2 separate regions of the Homo sapiens genome follow, and region 2 is linked to region 1. A link is an interaction called in ENCODE POLR2A ChIA-PET data of the cell type or tissue named here. Cell type or tissue: OCI-LY7. All regions are shown on one strand. Each heading gives the region's core, and the rest is flanking DNA. Links, peaks and the distances in the headings are about the cores only. Region 1 overlaps PAWR (pro-apoptotic WT1 regulator). Region 2 overlaps PTPRQ (protein tyrosine phosphatase receptor type Q).

Region 1 (8,346 bases), core at 335-8,334:
CTACCTCATGAGTTAATGTGAAGATTAGATGTAACCCATGGAAAGCCTTCTGTGCAGTTCTGGACATACAGCAGGCATGCAATATAAAGTTATTATTTCTATTACTTCCCAGTTCTGTGCCTTTGCACGTGCTATTTGCTCTACCTGAAATGTTACCCTGTTCCCCTCTTCACTTGGAGAATCTTTCTTACCAACTGAGACCTAAAGCATAATACCACCTCATGTTATGTAAAGCCTTTATTGACTTCCTTAATTAATGGCTCCCTTTAGGGTATTTTTTTTTTTTTTTTGGCGGGGGTGGGAGGCACAGGATGGTGGTTAGAGACAAGGTCTCACTCTGTCACCCAGGCTGAAGTGCAGTGGCATTATCATAGCTAACGGCAGCCTAAAATTCCTGGGCTCAAGCAATCCTCCTGCCTAAGTCTCCCAATCTGCTGAGATAACAGGTGAAAGCCACTGTGCCCGGCCCATGGCCCCCTTTTCTGTGCTAGTTCAGTACTTTGCTCTTTTCTCCATCATAGTTGTTATTATACTAACCTCTAATTATTTATCTCTTTCCCTGAAAGATTAGAAGTTCCTTAAAGACTGGTGAATATTTTCTATCACACAGCACTGAGCCTGGGGCACACAACAGGCATTCATATGTTTCTGAAGAAACATTTACATATAGATTCTTATAAAAGAATCTATAAAAAATGCTGCAGCATATGAGAGGAGTGACAGGGCAAATGCTACAGAGAGGACAAATGGAATGAAAGAAGCTGTCACATTCGGCAATTAAGAGGTCACAAGTTTGGTGACACTGGTACAAAAAAAAGGTCACAGGCAACCTTAGAGAGATGAATTTCAGTACTGTAGTAAGAAATGAACAGTCAGCAGGTGAAAATGTTGCCTTTAAGAAACTGACCAATTATGGAGAAAAAACAGTAAGCTGAAGGTAAAGCAAAATTAAGGGAACATTTCTGCATGACAAGATGAACCAGGAGGTAGAGGCTGAGTATTTAAGTAAGAGGTAATAAAATAAAATCCCTGATACGGCAGTAGTATTAGCCTGGTGGGGCCAGGAGCAGTGGGGGATATGCTAGACTCAGCTAGAGGAAAAAGGTTGAGGTTGAAATGCAACTTAAGTTTTGAGGTAAAAGCTTTCTGGAAAGACTACATTAATGTTTTGTTTTTTGTAATGGGCTAGATGATCTCTAAACACTTTTCCAGCTCAAAACATCCAGTTATGTAATTTTTAATGCCAATGAAATATCTCTGAAATCTATTCTTTCTTTCCTTTTCTACCACTATTGCCCTAGCGATCATTATTAGTATACTCTTATATGAGTACTCCCATTTCTCTGCTTCCTATACCTTTCCTCTATGTCATTACTTGGATTGATCTTCCCAAGCCATTGTTTTCTATGTTTTTACAACGTTTTACATATTTTAGACAGATTGATGGGGATACAGATATCTATGCATGGGTAGACATATACGCACTATAACATTTGTTTAGAAAAACATGGATTTGTCCCAATGCCACTGATATGAACACATGTTAGGGAACAAGTTGAGAATAACACTAATTTTGTGTTTGCTTATGTTCAAATGCAAGAAATGCTCAGCAGGCACAGATAACTGCAACCCAGTCACGTAGAAATATATGCATACACACCTCAAACATCTGCCAGTTACGTCAGTTCACTGCATACGTTATGAGCTACACCCATCCACATCTGGTGTAACACTCTCACTCCAATTTCAGATAACCTTCCTCCTACCATTTTACAGTAATTCACAAGCTGGGATCCTTCTAACACTTTTCAAAAAGTTTAGGTATTTTTCAAAGTAAAGTGTCATATTTGTTGTAGTATTTATGTACTTATTAAGCATTTAACATGTGTGAAACTGCTAGTTTTTATTAGGTTTCTATCTTTTTAAATGCCATTGACAAAGTTTTTGAGTGTTATGCCCCAAACTCCATTTTCACATATGCCCTACAGTTTTTACTGCACAATTTTGCATACCATGATGAGTTTCAGGAACTTATTTCAGCTACAGCATACATACATTTATAATTACTCCAGCTCCAACCACCAACTTCCCAGTGAAATCAAAGGTTATAGAGGTTTAAAAAAAGAAAAAACCTCTGGTCATCCTTCACAATTATCTGAACCTATGAGACTCTTTCAATGGCACAAACACTTTTCCTGAGCAATGTTTCAGGAAACACAATATATGAAAAGAAAAAAATAGACCAGGTGGAGTGGCTCACACCTGTAATCCCAACAACACTTTGAGAGGCCAAGGTGAGAGAAGCATTTGCGTGTAGGAGTTCAAGACCAGCAACATACTGAGACCCCATCTCTACAAACAAATTAAAAAATTAGCCCAATGTGGTGGTGCAAGCCTGCAGTCCCAGCTACTCAGGAGGCTCACGTGGGAGGATCTCTTGAACTCAGGAGGTTGAGTCTGCAGTGAGCCATGATCGTGCCACTGCACTGAGCCTGGGTGACAGAGATCCTGTCTCAGAAAAAAGGAGAAGAAGGGAGGGGAGGGGAGGGGTGGGGAGGGGAGGGGAGGGGAGGAAAGGAAAGGAAAGGGCTATTTATCTAAGACTATTTATGGGCTAATCAAAAAGCCACATAATAAGGCAGATAAGCAGTAAGGTCCTTTCCCAATGAAGTAATGGTTAAGTATTTTAATATCAAACAGCACAAAACACATGCATCCAACTGGACATGGTGGCTCATGCCTGTACTCTCAGCTGCTTGGTAGGCTGAGGCAAGAGGATCACTTGAGCCCAGGAGTTTGAGGCTGAGTCATCACACCATAGTACTGCAGCCTGGGGAACAAGCAAGATCCCTGTCTCTAAAAAACATACAACAAAAGATACATACACATCCACCCCTATTTTTGAAGTTATAGAATAACATCATAAAAATACTCATGATGAGTGGTTAAGTATACACACAAATCAATAGTGTGGTTCCATTTCTCAAGTAGATTCAAAAAAATAAGAATAGAAACACAAATATTAATATGTATAAGATAACAGGTTTTTCTACCTTTCCTTGGATTTATTTCCATGAGAGAACTACAGTGAACACACTGCCTTTTTTTTAACACATTACTTCTACTAGCAGAAAAAAATTAGGATTACATAAATTTGATTTGCATCAACTTTTGCTTACATTATAGGATATGGAGAAGTCTTTCAAGAATTTGAAACCTAAAAGTAACTTCTTTGATTATTTCAGCTAATACAATCGTACTTTTTATTCCTATTCCTCAAGCACCATCTTCTGAATGTTAACTCTGTTCTGAGATTTACATTCTTTTTAAATACTACTAAAAATATTCTGGAAAAAACTCCAAAATAATAGAAAATCAATTGATACTTTATGTAACCTGCAAATTCTAAAATATTAAGTAGTTTGCTTACATGACCATAGATAAGCTTAGTCTGAAAGATGTCTTTTTAAGTTAATTTCATCTGTTTCAGTTCTGTATTTCAAACTGTATATTATTATGTTTATTTATCCTATTCTCTTAGTCCCCCTAGAGTTTTGTTTTGTTTGAGTTTTTCTGAGCCAGGGTCTCACTTTGTCACCCAGGCTGTAGTGCAGTTGAGCAGTCACGGCTCACTGCAGGCTCGACCTCCTGGGCTCAATTGATTCTCCCACCTTAGCTTCTCAAAGTGGTAGCATTAGAGGTGTGAGCTATGGCACCTGGCCCCACAGAATTTATTATGAAGAGCCTGAAAACAAAGTTTCAGCTGCCACAGAATTGTAATCCACAATATAAATTCTCTCCTATCTGTTCACTTCAGCAAAACCTAACAAAATATTAATTTTCAGAATACAACTGCCCTATTTCTTCAACTACTTAAAATAAATGAGACTATCATTGAAAAATACACTGTGACCCACAAAATTTTGCTGGACAAAATCTCCAAAAACTATCACAGAATAAACATTTTACTAGTCAACTGACATGCTAAGATTTGAACTTGCTGGAGCTCTTTTTACCTTTGAAGTGTGTGATTTTGCTGCTTTTAGAATTTAAATATTCCTACAATGTCGTTCAGCCATGGTGCCCTGTGTATTTTTACATAGCCTAAGGAGAATGTAACAGGTGGCTGAGGCTCAATTCTATACATGTAGGTATATGGCTATAACACATTTGCCTAAGATCTAAACAGAAAGTTGACTCAGCAGTTAACCAAATATGTTCAAAATCAATTGCCAGTCAAGGATGCCTATAGGTCTAACATGTAAGATTTGTAATCAATGGGAAAAATGTTTGCACTTGATAGTAGTTTGATAAGATGGCAAACACAATGCTTTAAAAGTTTGAGTTGCTAATTATCAAATACATTTATAAACACAAGTATATGCTTTCACTTAAAGATATGTAAAAATTAAAAATGAGTGAAAGTAAAGTTCTAATTACGCATTAACTATTTGAGGTGTTTCTGTAGTCTAGACTTGTCTAAATTCTGGAAAAGAGGCAAAGCAGACAGAGCATTTTGCACTAAGTATGTGACATTACATAAATGTTTAAAGTACTTTGAATTTCCAAGTAGCTCAACCTGTCTGTTAAAATATGCACAGTTTTAAATTGGAAGAAAAAAATGAAAATGTTTAACAACCTCATAGGAAATTAACCTATACAGTAACTACAATTTCTGATTTGGGCATTTTTATAACATTTTCACAAACATCATTTTATTTAATTCATGTAACAATCCTGTTAGATAACCAGCATTCATTTCATTTGACGGATCAGTAAACTAGTACAGGGTATTTAAGTTAGTTCTTCCCAAACTTTAGTGTGTACCAAAATCACTCAAGTTAAAATGCAGACTCTCAGATAACATCCCTAACCCAGACTGGGGTGGATTCCAGAAATCTGATTTTAAATAAATGGCAAAAGTGATACTGGTAGAGATGGTCCCCCCAGAAACATCTTTTAGGACACTGATTCTAGTACTGTAACTAAAGTGGTAAGCAGTGGAAACTCCTTTTTTTTTTTTTTTTAACTCTGAATCAATGTTCCCAAATGTTTAGATGACAGAGCTTTGCAGATCTCCATGAAAGATATGTAAAAGTTTTATTAAGGTGAAAGTATTACACTCAGTTAAATTGTTAGGTTTTTGCAAAAGTAATCCAACTATTAGGCTGGTGCCATTACTTTCAATGGCAAAAACTGTGATTACTTTTGCACAAACCTAATAAATACCTATTATACTAAACTCCACTGCAAACAAATGGTAGTAGGTGCCCAAGTTTTAAGAAACTTAAAATTGAGGAGATCCTACCATAATTTCATTTTCTCTGTAAAGTGGGAAAGGCTGATATTAAATTATTTTAAGTTAATGGCTTCTCATAATTTGAATACCATATCACTTTACTGAAAGGAAAGCTAAAATTTAGGGACCAGAGGTTCTAAGAACATAATGAAAAATAAAGATGAAAATATAAAAGCACTTAAGAGCACACCGTGTGAATACTAAAAAACCACTGAACTGTACACTTTAAAAGGGTAAATTTTATTGTATGTGAATTATATCTCAATTTTTAAAAAAGGAAAAAAAGCACAGAGAAAATGTCAAACCCTAATATTTGCCAATAATTTTATACTTATAAAACATTATATCAACCTTGCTATTAAATGGCATAATTATTTTCTGGCACACATCATAGGTGCTAAAAAAAAAATGCAGAAATAATAAATAGCATAGATAGGCTTGGTACGGTAGCTCCCACCTGTAATCCAAGCACTTTGGGAGGCTGAGGCGGGTAGATCACTTGAGGCTGGAAGTTTGAGAGCAGCCTGGCCAACATGGCGAAACACCATCTCTACTAAAAATACAAAAATTAGCCAGGCATGGTGGTGCACACCTGCAGTCCCAGCTACTTGGGAGACTGACGCAGGAGAATTGCTTGAACCCGGGAGGTGGAGGCTGCAGTGAGCTGAGATCACACCACATGCCACTGTACTCCAGCCTGGGCAACAGAGCAAGACTCCACCTCAAAAAAAAAAGAAAGAAAGAAAAAAACAAAGAAAATAGTATAAACAGGCCACTAGCTTGATAATGATTTTAAATAAGAATTTTAATGCCAGTGTTTATATATTCATTTGTTCTCAAAATTTTCCATTAAAGTCTCACTTCATCTATGTTCTATAAATAGGGCTATTTTTAAATTCCATAGTCATATACTAACAATTTAACACTAAAATATTCTTTGTATTTCTTAAACTAGGTATACAGTATGTAATACACTGAAGTGTAGTAAGATGGTTTATTACGCACAAGACTGTGAGTGCAAACTATCTCTAATCTACTTCTCACTACATGTATGACCTGAAGCAAGTAACATACCTTCTCTTCCCCATTTTCCCATAGGGCTGTGGTGAGAATTAAATGCACTAATGTATGTCAAGTGCTTAGAACAGTGCCTGGCACTTAATAAGCACACCATAAATGTCATCTACTTTAATTATGTAATTATTATTTTTATGAGAAATGACATCCCAGCTCAGACAACTCAGTACAAATCCTGATAATATTAAAATTTCAATTTACTTTACCAGTGAGCTCAAACATTTAGGAAAGCTGGGCTAATAGCCCAGGTTTTACACTAAACAGTCTCAGTGTTTACACTATATCTACCCCATTCACGAATCAAATTTTCTCCAACTCTGAGTCATTATTAGTTTCTCTCCTGACTCATCACACAGAAAGGTAGACAGTCTGGAGCATAATGGGAATAACAAAAGGCATTTCTTAATCCACCTGGATTTATAAAGTTTACTAAGTGGAACTTGTCCTATATATAATGTTCAATAAACATACTAAATAATTATGACCTAACCTGTGTTCACTTAAAAGTGCTTTCTATATGTTAAATGCTCCTTTATCTTCCCTTTCACCAACACGAGTTCAAACTATGGAGTAGGTGTCATGACCCCATCTTGATAGAAAAACAATATATCACTTAGGTAAAATCAAAGATTCACATTTTCTGACCACTAGCCAAAAATAAATTTACGTTTTGCCGAGAGCCTGGTGTTCAAAATTTTGCCACTCTATAGGTTAGAGGGTCAGAGGCAATCTCTGAGTCCACAAATTTGACCTGAAATTCTATTCAATTCCATACCTTTACTGTTTTCCTCATTCAGATGTTTAAATTACTTAAGATAATCTTTAATAAAAAGTTATGTAAAAATCTAGGGAAATATGCTGAATAATGAAAAGTAGGTTAATTTTTAAAAACTCCCCTTTCCCTAGATATATACATACACACAAAATACACAAAAATGTTTAAAATATTGCTCTATCAGTTACTTTCTATGTGATCTTGAATCATTTAAGCTCTAAGTCTTCATTTTCTCCTCTGGAAATAGTGATAAACAGTGTAACTACCACATGAGATTGCTGTGAACTTCAGTACATAAAGCACTTTAGCCAACCACTAAAGCTAAACCACTTTAGCCAACCACTATTTTAAAACAGAAGTTTTAAATACTGTATATGTTAACTTTTATACTTAAACCAAAACTTCAGTGCCACCTCTACCTATTCAAAGATTACATTTTCTATGGCACCCATCTCCATTAACCCATTCACACAACCCTACTCAATGGCAGTAACTTCACAAACCCCCTGGAAACAAGTATGTAACTGTCTAGGAAGCTTTCTTCAACTATCACTCCTCCTCCCTGGGTTAGGTACCCTGCTCAGGCACTAAGCTATACTTACTACTCTACTTTTCACATTTCCTTATATTACCTGAGAGCACCTCGTGGGCAAGGCTTATGTCCTATTCATTTCTATACCCAGACTGCAGTCCAACAGTTGTTATCACTGACTCACATTTGAATCAAATGGGGAACTTATAAAAATATTAATGCCTGGGATCCATCCCAGACCCATTCAATATTACAGGGTGGGGTGAAGGGACAAAGAGGGCACGGAATTGAATTAGCATGAGCAAACATTTTTTTAAAGATCCTAACATGCTATCAATGTGCTGCTCAAGTTAAGAACCACTGCATGTCGGTACTTAATATACTATACAAACAATTATGTATACATGTACATATGTGAGAACATATGTAAAAATATACAAGTACTGAAAAGTTTAAGACTCAGGTCAAGATTCTCATCCTCAATAGCTTCTCCCAGCCCAATCATCTCCCCCTTTTAAACACACACTATTTCCAATAAATAGTTACATGCTTCATTAAGATGGCTTTTAAACTGTTAACTCAGTACTTAAATTTTTTCATGTAATTATGCCTTATCCTTCTTCCTAGATTATAGCCTTGCTCCTTGAGAATATACACTGCCGT
Region 2 (8,346 bases), core at 332-8,331, 910 kb after region 1:
GTCTTTGCTATCGTGAATAATGCCGCAATAAACACACAAGAAAAAAACAAACAACCCCATCAAAAAGTGGGCGAAGGACATGAACAGACACTTCTCAAAAGAAGACATTTATGCAGCCAAAAGACACATGAAAAAATGCTCATCATCACTGGCCATCAGAGAAATGCAAATCAAAACCACAATGAGATACCATCTCACACCAGTTAGAATGGCAATCATTAAAAAGTCAGGAAACAACAGGTGCTGGAGAGGATGTGGAGAAATAGGAACACTTTTACACTGTTGGTGGGACTGTAAACTAGTTCAACCATTGTGGAAGTCAGTGTGGCGATTCCTCAGGGATCTAGAACTGGAAATACCATTTGACCCAGCCATCCCATTACTGGGTATATACCCAAAGGACTATAAATCATGCTGCTATAAAGGAATTTAGTATCTTCTAATCCCTTCTCTGATTACCTAATTTAAATTTTCAATATCCCTGAAACTCTCCTTCTTCTCATTCTTCTTTTTCTCCGCAACTCTGATCATCATCCAAAACACTACAGTTGGCCCTCCAAATCCATGTGTTCTGCATCCGTGGATTCAATCAACTACAGCTGGAAAATATACAAAACCAAAATGTGTCTGTACCCCACATGCCCAGACTTTTATTTCTTGGCATTAATCTCTAAACAGTACAACAGCTATTTATAGAGCATTTACATTGTGTTAGGTATTGTAAATAACCTAGAGATTATTTGAATTATATGAGAAGATGTGTGTAGTTTATATGCAGATACTACACCATTTTATATAAGGAATTTGAACGTCTTCTGATTTTGTTCTCCGTGGAAGGTCTGGGAGCCAGTACCCTGTGGATACAAAAGGTGACTATGTACAATACTTATTGATACTTTTATTGTTTACAGCTCCCCTGAATGTAAATTTTCAGGGGCAGGAATTTTTGTCTGTTTTGTTCATTGTATTTTCAGCACCTATAATCCTACCTGTACATATTAGATGCTCTTAGATATTTATTGAATGTTGAATTAATATATCTTTAGAGATCAATGAGCTTTCTAAATATTTATTAATTTTCTTATTTTAAAATGTGAATATTAATATACAGTTCGCATTATGTAATTTTCACATGTCATCATTTTGATTCTCTTTATCTCCATCTTCTTAACAAAGGCCGTTGAAGATATACAAAGAAAGGCATGGTTAAGAAGAGTTCCAATATCACTTAATTGATTGCTCTTTCTTATTTCTAACCATAACATGTGTATATTACTTGCCCAATAAACTGTCTCTTGAAAACAGGACATGAGCTTTATTGTATCCTGAATCCCTAACACCAGGCTCAGAGCCTGACACATGGTATGCATTTGGCAAACCTGTAGTTAGTGTGGAAGCAAATAAATGACTCCAAGCAGGACTACATGTTAATTCTAAATATACATGAGATAAAATAAAAAAAAATAGATGAATTATATACATTAAAACTGTCAGTAATATTGTTTATTTAAAATTGTTTTATAATCAACATTTACTAGATATAAGATGTGTTTGTGTTTATTTAGACATTTAAATACACAAGTATCTTCCCTTGGAACTGAATATTACAAACTCAAACCATACCTAGGGAAGTACTTAGGATGATATGAGCATACAGTTTTCCTTTGTAACAGTGAAATAGTTCTATTTGAAGCCAAAGTTTGTTTATATAAGCCACTTATGATTGAATTTGGAAGCAAAATCAAGAATTAATAAATTACAATTATTTTGTCCTCTACCCTTTTAAAATGATGGTCCCGGAAGCATCACTCTAAGGTTCTTCTCATTAAGTGTGGGGATAATTAATCTAAGAGCTATAGTAATTTGACAGATCTCTACTAGCTCCTCCATAATAGAATTCTATTCTTTCTTCTCTTTATGAAGTGTTTGGTAATTGTAACTGCTTTTAATTTTTCCCTTTAATTTTTAGTTCCCAGTGTTCCCACAAATATTGCTTTTTCTGATGTTCAGTCAACTAGTGCAACATTGACATGGATAAGACCTGACACTATCCTTGGCTACTTTCAAAATTACAAAATTACCACTCAACTTCGTGCTCAAAAATGCAAAGAATGGGAATCCGAAGAATGTGTTGAATATCAAAAAATTCAATACCTCTATGAAGCTCACTTAACTGAAGAGACAGTATATGGATTAAAGAAATTTAGATGGTATAGATTCCAAGTGGCTGCCAGCACCAATGCTGGCTATGGCAATGCTTCAAACTGGATTTCTACAAAAACTCTGCCTGGCCGTGAGTATTGTCCTGACATGTACATACTGATTTCTGTTATATTCTGTATCTGTCTATATATTATGCTTTATACTTAATCTAATTGTGTGTAAAATCACTGAACATAGAAATAACTGAGGACACTACCATATATAACGACATATTTAGTTTTAATTTAGTTGAAACCCAATGAGAAATTCAATGTTAGTCATTATTAGGGCTTTTCTCAAACTCCCAAAGTTGTGCCAAGGTCCTAGAGTCTCATATTGCAACAGTGCATTGTGGGAAGCTACTCTGATGCGCTACCATTAAACCATACTGATTATTATCTAATGCCCTTGACCCAGGCCCACATTTTTCCTTCATATTTAGAGGTTCTGTTGCTTTTAAGCCCAACTTTACAACCTTTTCAGTGACTTCAAACTTACACACACACACGTGTGACCACAATAACCCTGATTGATCTGTCTGCAAGTCGTTTTTCAGCTTGTGTTTTTCAACTGCACAAAATTCTGAGGCAAAGAAATATCAAGCATTCAACTCCCAGCTTGAGATGGGAAGAAGAAAATACAGAGAAGAAACACAAATACTTGAAATTGTTTTGCCATCTATACATCTTTCAGGACTTTAAGTGCTTTTCCATACAAACCACTAAATGTATAGGTAAAGATTGCTCTTGCAACTTAGGTTTTATGTTTATAGCTAACTGGTTGCCCTGCTTGCTTGGAGAATATCATTAACCATAATTAAGTAAAAAATGTATATTCCTTATCCTGAACTCTGTTTACATAGAATTGTGATGGTTACTATGCAACATAAATAAGTTGCAAATCAAGTCCTGCAAGCCAGAGCTCTGGGAAATGGCTGCATTCTCTGAAATGCCATTTCTGCCCCAGCCCTCCAGAGCAAATTTCAGGTTTGCCAGGCCACCCATCCCATATAAATCCTTCAGATATAGGCCTTATGTTATCATCTTCCTATCTTGACTGAGACTCTTTAAAGGGGATTCCTTTCAAATCCAAATTACATATTCTTAAACATTTTTGATACTTATTAGTATAGTAACATACCTACACACACACACATAGATTTTCAGTGACAAATACCATGTTAGTACTTATAGATAGTGAAATACACTTTGATCTAGAGGGCTTTATTTTCTAGGCCACCAATTGTGTCTCCTGTTACAATTTCCCAGAGTATCTGGCATAATGTCTGTAATAGTAAATGTTCAATAAATGTTTGTTAATATAATTTGACATTTGAGGTAGAATCCTGACAACTCAGACTTTGACACAATTGTCCAACCTTTTCTCTTTCTGGCACTTTGACACTTGGTTTCTGTAAGATCTACCCTTCTGTTTTTTCTCCTACCTTCCTGGTAGCTCCGTCTCCGTCCTCTTTGCTGAATTATTCTCAGCAAATAATTGTTTTTTAACTGTAAGCATTGGAGAGATGAGAGAGCTGTACTTGGCCCTTTTCTCTTCTTTATCAGCACACAACCCCAAGGAGATTTTACCTTAATTGCTCTTATTCTGGTCTATAGCTTTGAAGTCTGCTTACATCTTGACTATTCTCAAATACTATTTCCAGTCCTGAATGCTGCCTAGAACTCCAGATCAGAATATCTGCCTGATCAACTAATCACTGGGCTTGTGTGTTGAATATACTTCTCTATATTAACATGATCAAATACCAAACCTTCTCATATCATTATTTATCTGTTTGCAGCAAATGAAAATCCAGGCACTGTTCCTTTCCTCCTCAATCCTGCCCATGATTCATTTCAACCACACCATCTAAACAAATTCCTCCATTTGCATTACTATTACATTAGTACAACTCTTCATTACTGCTCCCACAGCACTAGCCTAACTAGCCTCCTACACTGCCAGACTGGTCTTTTTCAACCTAAAGCAGATGATGTCACTTTCTTGCTTAAAACTATCCAATGGGCTGGGCGCAGTGGTTCATGCCTGTAATCCCTGCACTTTGAGAGGCTGAGGCGGGTGGATCACGAGGTCAGGAGATCGAGACTATCCTGGCTAACATGGTGAAACCCCGTCTCTACTAAAAAATACAAAAAATTAGCCAGGCATGGTGGCAGGTGCCTGTAGTCCCAGCTACTCGGGAGGCTGAGGCAGGAGAATGGCATGAACCCGGAAGGCGGAGCTTGCAGTGAGCCGAAATCGCACCACTGCACTCCAGCCTGGGCACAGAGCAAGACTCCGTCTCAAAAAAAAAAAAAAAAAAAAAAAAACTATCCAATGTACTCCCATGGCTCTTAGAATAAATTTTACATTTCTTAACATGGTTAACAAGCCCTATATGACCTGGCTTTTACCTTAAACTTTAACATTATTTATAGCCATGTTTCCCCCATACCATTGTCTTCCACTCATACTAGACATTTTTTGTTGCTTACACAAAATAAATTCTTAGAACTTGCATCTTTGTATTCCCTGTTTCTTTTGACTAGAATGTTCTTCCACCTCCTTCTTCACATGAGCAGCTTCTTATAACGTAGATCTTTACTTAAATGATCCCTGATCAGAATGAATTTCCCTGACCACTCAATCTAAAAATAGTCATGCAGTAATCTTATATAATATCATGTTATTTTAATGAACATTTATAATTACACGATCATTTTTATTTGCTTGTGTTTAGGATCTGCCTTGATCATTGCTTTTTTTTTTTTTTTTTTTTTTTGCGACAGGATCTCATTCTTTCACCCAGGCTGGGGTGCTGGGGCACGGTCACAGCTTACTGCAGCCTCGACCTCCTGGGCTCAAGTAATCCTCCCACCTCAGCCTCCTAAGTAGCTAAGACTACAGGCACACGCCACTGTGACCAGCTAATTTTAAAAACAATTTTGATAGAGATGAGGTCTCACTATATTGCCCAAGCTGGTCTTAAACTCTTGGGCTCAAGTGATCCTCCTGCCGTGGCCTCCCACAGTGCTGAGATTTCAGGCATGAGCTACCATCCCACGCATATTTTCTTATTGTCTAGAATAGTTCCCAGTACCAGTAGATACTCTATAAATATTCCCTGAATGAGAGAAATTTGATTCATTAAGTTCTAGTGGGTAGGACAAAACAGATTGTTTTCCAGTGCAGGTGATGATAAGGATGACGATACTATAACAAAGATAGCAAAAATATAGAAAAAATTCAGTTTACTTTGGGGTTAGTCAGTAGGTATGGTTATTTTGAACCTGCTGATTTTGTCAAGAAATAGCTATTCTAATATAACTAGAAAACAGAAATAAATAAATGCCCAGAGAACAAAACCAAATACATCAGTAGCCTAGATCTGGCTTGTGGACAGCTGATTTGTAACCTTTGGTTAAATTATGCCTGTGCCTTTGTGCCTGCTGCCACTAAGAGTTCCTATTCTGAGTATCTCACTTGGGGAGTACCTGCTTCTAATTGCCACACTGAGCCAGGAAGTGAACTTTTTAAATGCACAGTCTCTTGCAAGCACACTTGACACTATTATACAAGATGTTTAATTAGCATAAAACAACATATAACATGATCAGTTCAGAAGTTGGTAAATGAAACTGAAAAGTTGGATTTCTAAATAATCCTACATTCTCAAGTCTTTCCACTTGAATATCATTCTTTCCACCCTATTTCCTCCACTTCTTACCCCCGTTTAAGTTCTATGGCCATATTTTATTTCCAGGAGACACAGGGGAAATGGTCTTTCTACCACTGTGATTAGGAGAGAAAGATGAAAAGATTTATATTTTTCAACTTCGTGATAACAAACATATGATTGCATTCTCAAAACTCATAGCTTTTCAACTAAGTAGTCATAAGTGGTTGAGGATAATTCTTTAAATTTTGACGATGAGTTGGTTACTCGTCTTTTAGTTTCAAGAATGGAGGAAATTTTTGCTTCCAATGGAATAGAAGACATTTTTCTAATGATAAATATTGTACAATTGAATTTCCAAATTTCATAATTTATACATCAAAATAAAAGTTCTATTTATTATATTAAGTCAGGAAGAGATAATTTGAGATTATATGGGGAACTGCATATATTATTGCAACATAATATATATGGTGAAATAACATAAGAATAAAAGAAATTATAACAGTTAAGTAACGGAAGTCTTGAAGAGCAATAATCCTTTTAATATTAAAAATAAGGCATTCATAGATGTTGCTTCTGCATACCAAAGATGAAAATATAATGGCCATGTTGCAAACTCAAAAAATAATTTGGATGAAGAATATTAATAAGTTTTGTATTATGTATAATTCACTTAAAAATGTGGCATGAGTCATGTGGTGGCTCATGCCTGTAATCCCAGCACTTTGGGAGGCTGATGCGGGCGGATCATTTGAGGTCAGGAATTTGAAATCAGCCTTTCCAACATGGTGAAACCCTGTCTCTTCTAAAAATACAAAAAATTATCCGAACATGGTGGTGGGCACCTGTAATCCCAACTCCTTGGGAGGCTGAGGGAGGAGAATTGCTTGGACCCGGGAGGTGGAGCTTGCAATGAGCCAAGATTGTGCCACTGCACTCTAGCCTGGGTTACAAAGCCAGACTCCATCTCAAAAATAAAATAAAAATGCAATATGTTGTTTCATGATATAAAATAAAATAATAACTCTTTCTCTGAATTAGAGAAAAGACTAAACAACAATATAAAATAGTACAAAATAACTATCTCAGAGAACTGCATTTTATCCTAATGACATAAAGTTGTACTCAAGCACTTACTAATATAACATCTTGTCAAAACCTGGATCTTCTCTATAAAGAGTTATTGATTAATGGGTAGTTTGAAATCAAATTGTTTAAAATTTGAGTAACTCCAATAAAAGACCACCTAGTTTTAATAATAAATATTATAAAAGTTTCTACAATGGATTATATAATCAGAAAACATGTTATCATTAACTATCTGAGCCCATAACAAAGAGCATCAAAATTGAAGATCAGGAAGAAAAGTCAGAATGCAAGCTGAGATTTAAATTGGATTACCCTGTGAATCTGAGTGTACACCTGTAAAACAGAATAAATAAGGGAAACAATATTCAACCAACTCAAGCTAACCATTCTTTCTCTCACATGCTCTCACCTAGATCATTGAAGCCAAATTGCTTTTGTTCTCAACTAATCCGTATAATAGCCATAATCCTACTGCATGCTGAGAGTGTATAGATACAAATATAAGCATAAAAATTTTAAAAAATGGCAGAAATATTTACCTTGAAACATTACAGTCATGCAAATTATTTTACTCATCTATTTTTCTGATTATCCTTAAAGTCAAAAGCAGTTTGAGTGGTGTGTGTATATATGTGGTGGTGATGTAAAGTCACAAGCTGTTAAATGTTTCTGTGGTGCACAATAGATACTTATGCTGAGGAAATGTACAACTTTAAAGGAGTGTGGGTGTGAAATTAGTATGAAATGGAATGGGACTCTCATAATGTGCGTCTCCTATAGACCACCAAGACTGGAAGACAGCAAGAAAGGAAAATTCCTGGGGTAACACTTAGGTTGGGAAAACCACAGGATACCATACTCATGAGGAATTTTAACTACCCAAACATCTGTTAGGTTAAAAAAAATTCAACAAAACATGCCTCATCAAAGAAGTTTCTAAGGAATGCAACTTTATGATCTAAAAAGAAGAAAACCAAATAGAGGGCAAAGTACACTTTAACATTATTTAAAATTAAAAATTGTCAATGTGTTACTAAATATCAGTTGTTTTCCTTAGTTTTTTCTAAACTGTGTAATACACTTATGTGATAAGTGTTATAGTAACAGAGGTAGAAATTATCCTTTTTATAAAGAAGCAATTATATAATGGTAAGAAGTGATTTTAGCCATAAGTAAATAGGAGTCTATAATTCAAGACATTTAGAAGTTCATTTGGTGGCAGTGCAGTATTAGGATGGGCTCCATCTTGCTGCCACTAGAGAAAATAAATATCATTTATTCTAGACATGATGGTTGCACTTCTGCAAAATTAGTTAGATGCTGTTGAAAATCTTCTAAATTAGTTACACAGGACTCCCTAATGGGTAATTCAAGAC

What was found. ChIA-PET counts read pairs that join two places held together with the same protein. Peaks named below come from ENCODE experiments on the same cell type or tissue, not always from the same donor. Only the 100,000 strongest peaks of a DNase experiment are listed, where the experiment ranks them.
Region 2: POLR2A ChIA-PET joins it to region 1 with 5 read pairs; 2 of 35 experiments call an interaction of 5 or more read pairs at or near these places.

Annotation. Positions count from the first base shown.
Region 1 is chr12:79,678,595-79,686,940 of GRCh38, forward strand. All of the region lies in intron 2 of PAWR (pro-apoptotic WT1 regulator), which reads right to left. Among named protein-coding and RNA genes, the nearest start is that of PPP1R12A-AS2, 7.3 kb to the right of the region's middle. In OCI-LY7, for the core only: no CTCF peak of the experiment used is centred there; a DNase peak (open chromatin) is centred at 3,647; H3K4me3 peaks cover 1,095 bases.
Region 2 is chr12:80,586,160-80,594,505 of GRCh38, forward strand. It overlaps PTPRQ (protein tyrosine phosphatase receptor type Q), which reads left to right. Exons shown (of 45, transcript NM_001145026.2): 26 at 1,970-2,293. All of the region lies in intron 1 of LOC105369867 (a long non-coding RNA gene), which reads right to left. Among named protein-coding and RNA genes, the nearest start is that of MYF6, 120 kb to the right of the region's middle. In OCI-LY7, for the core only: no CTCF peak of the experiment used is centred there; no DNase peak of the experiment used is centred there.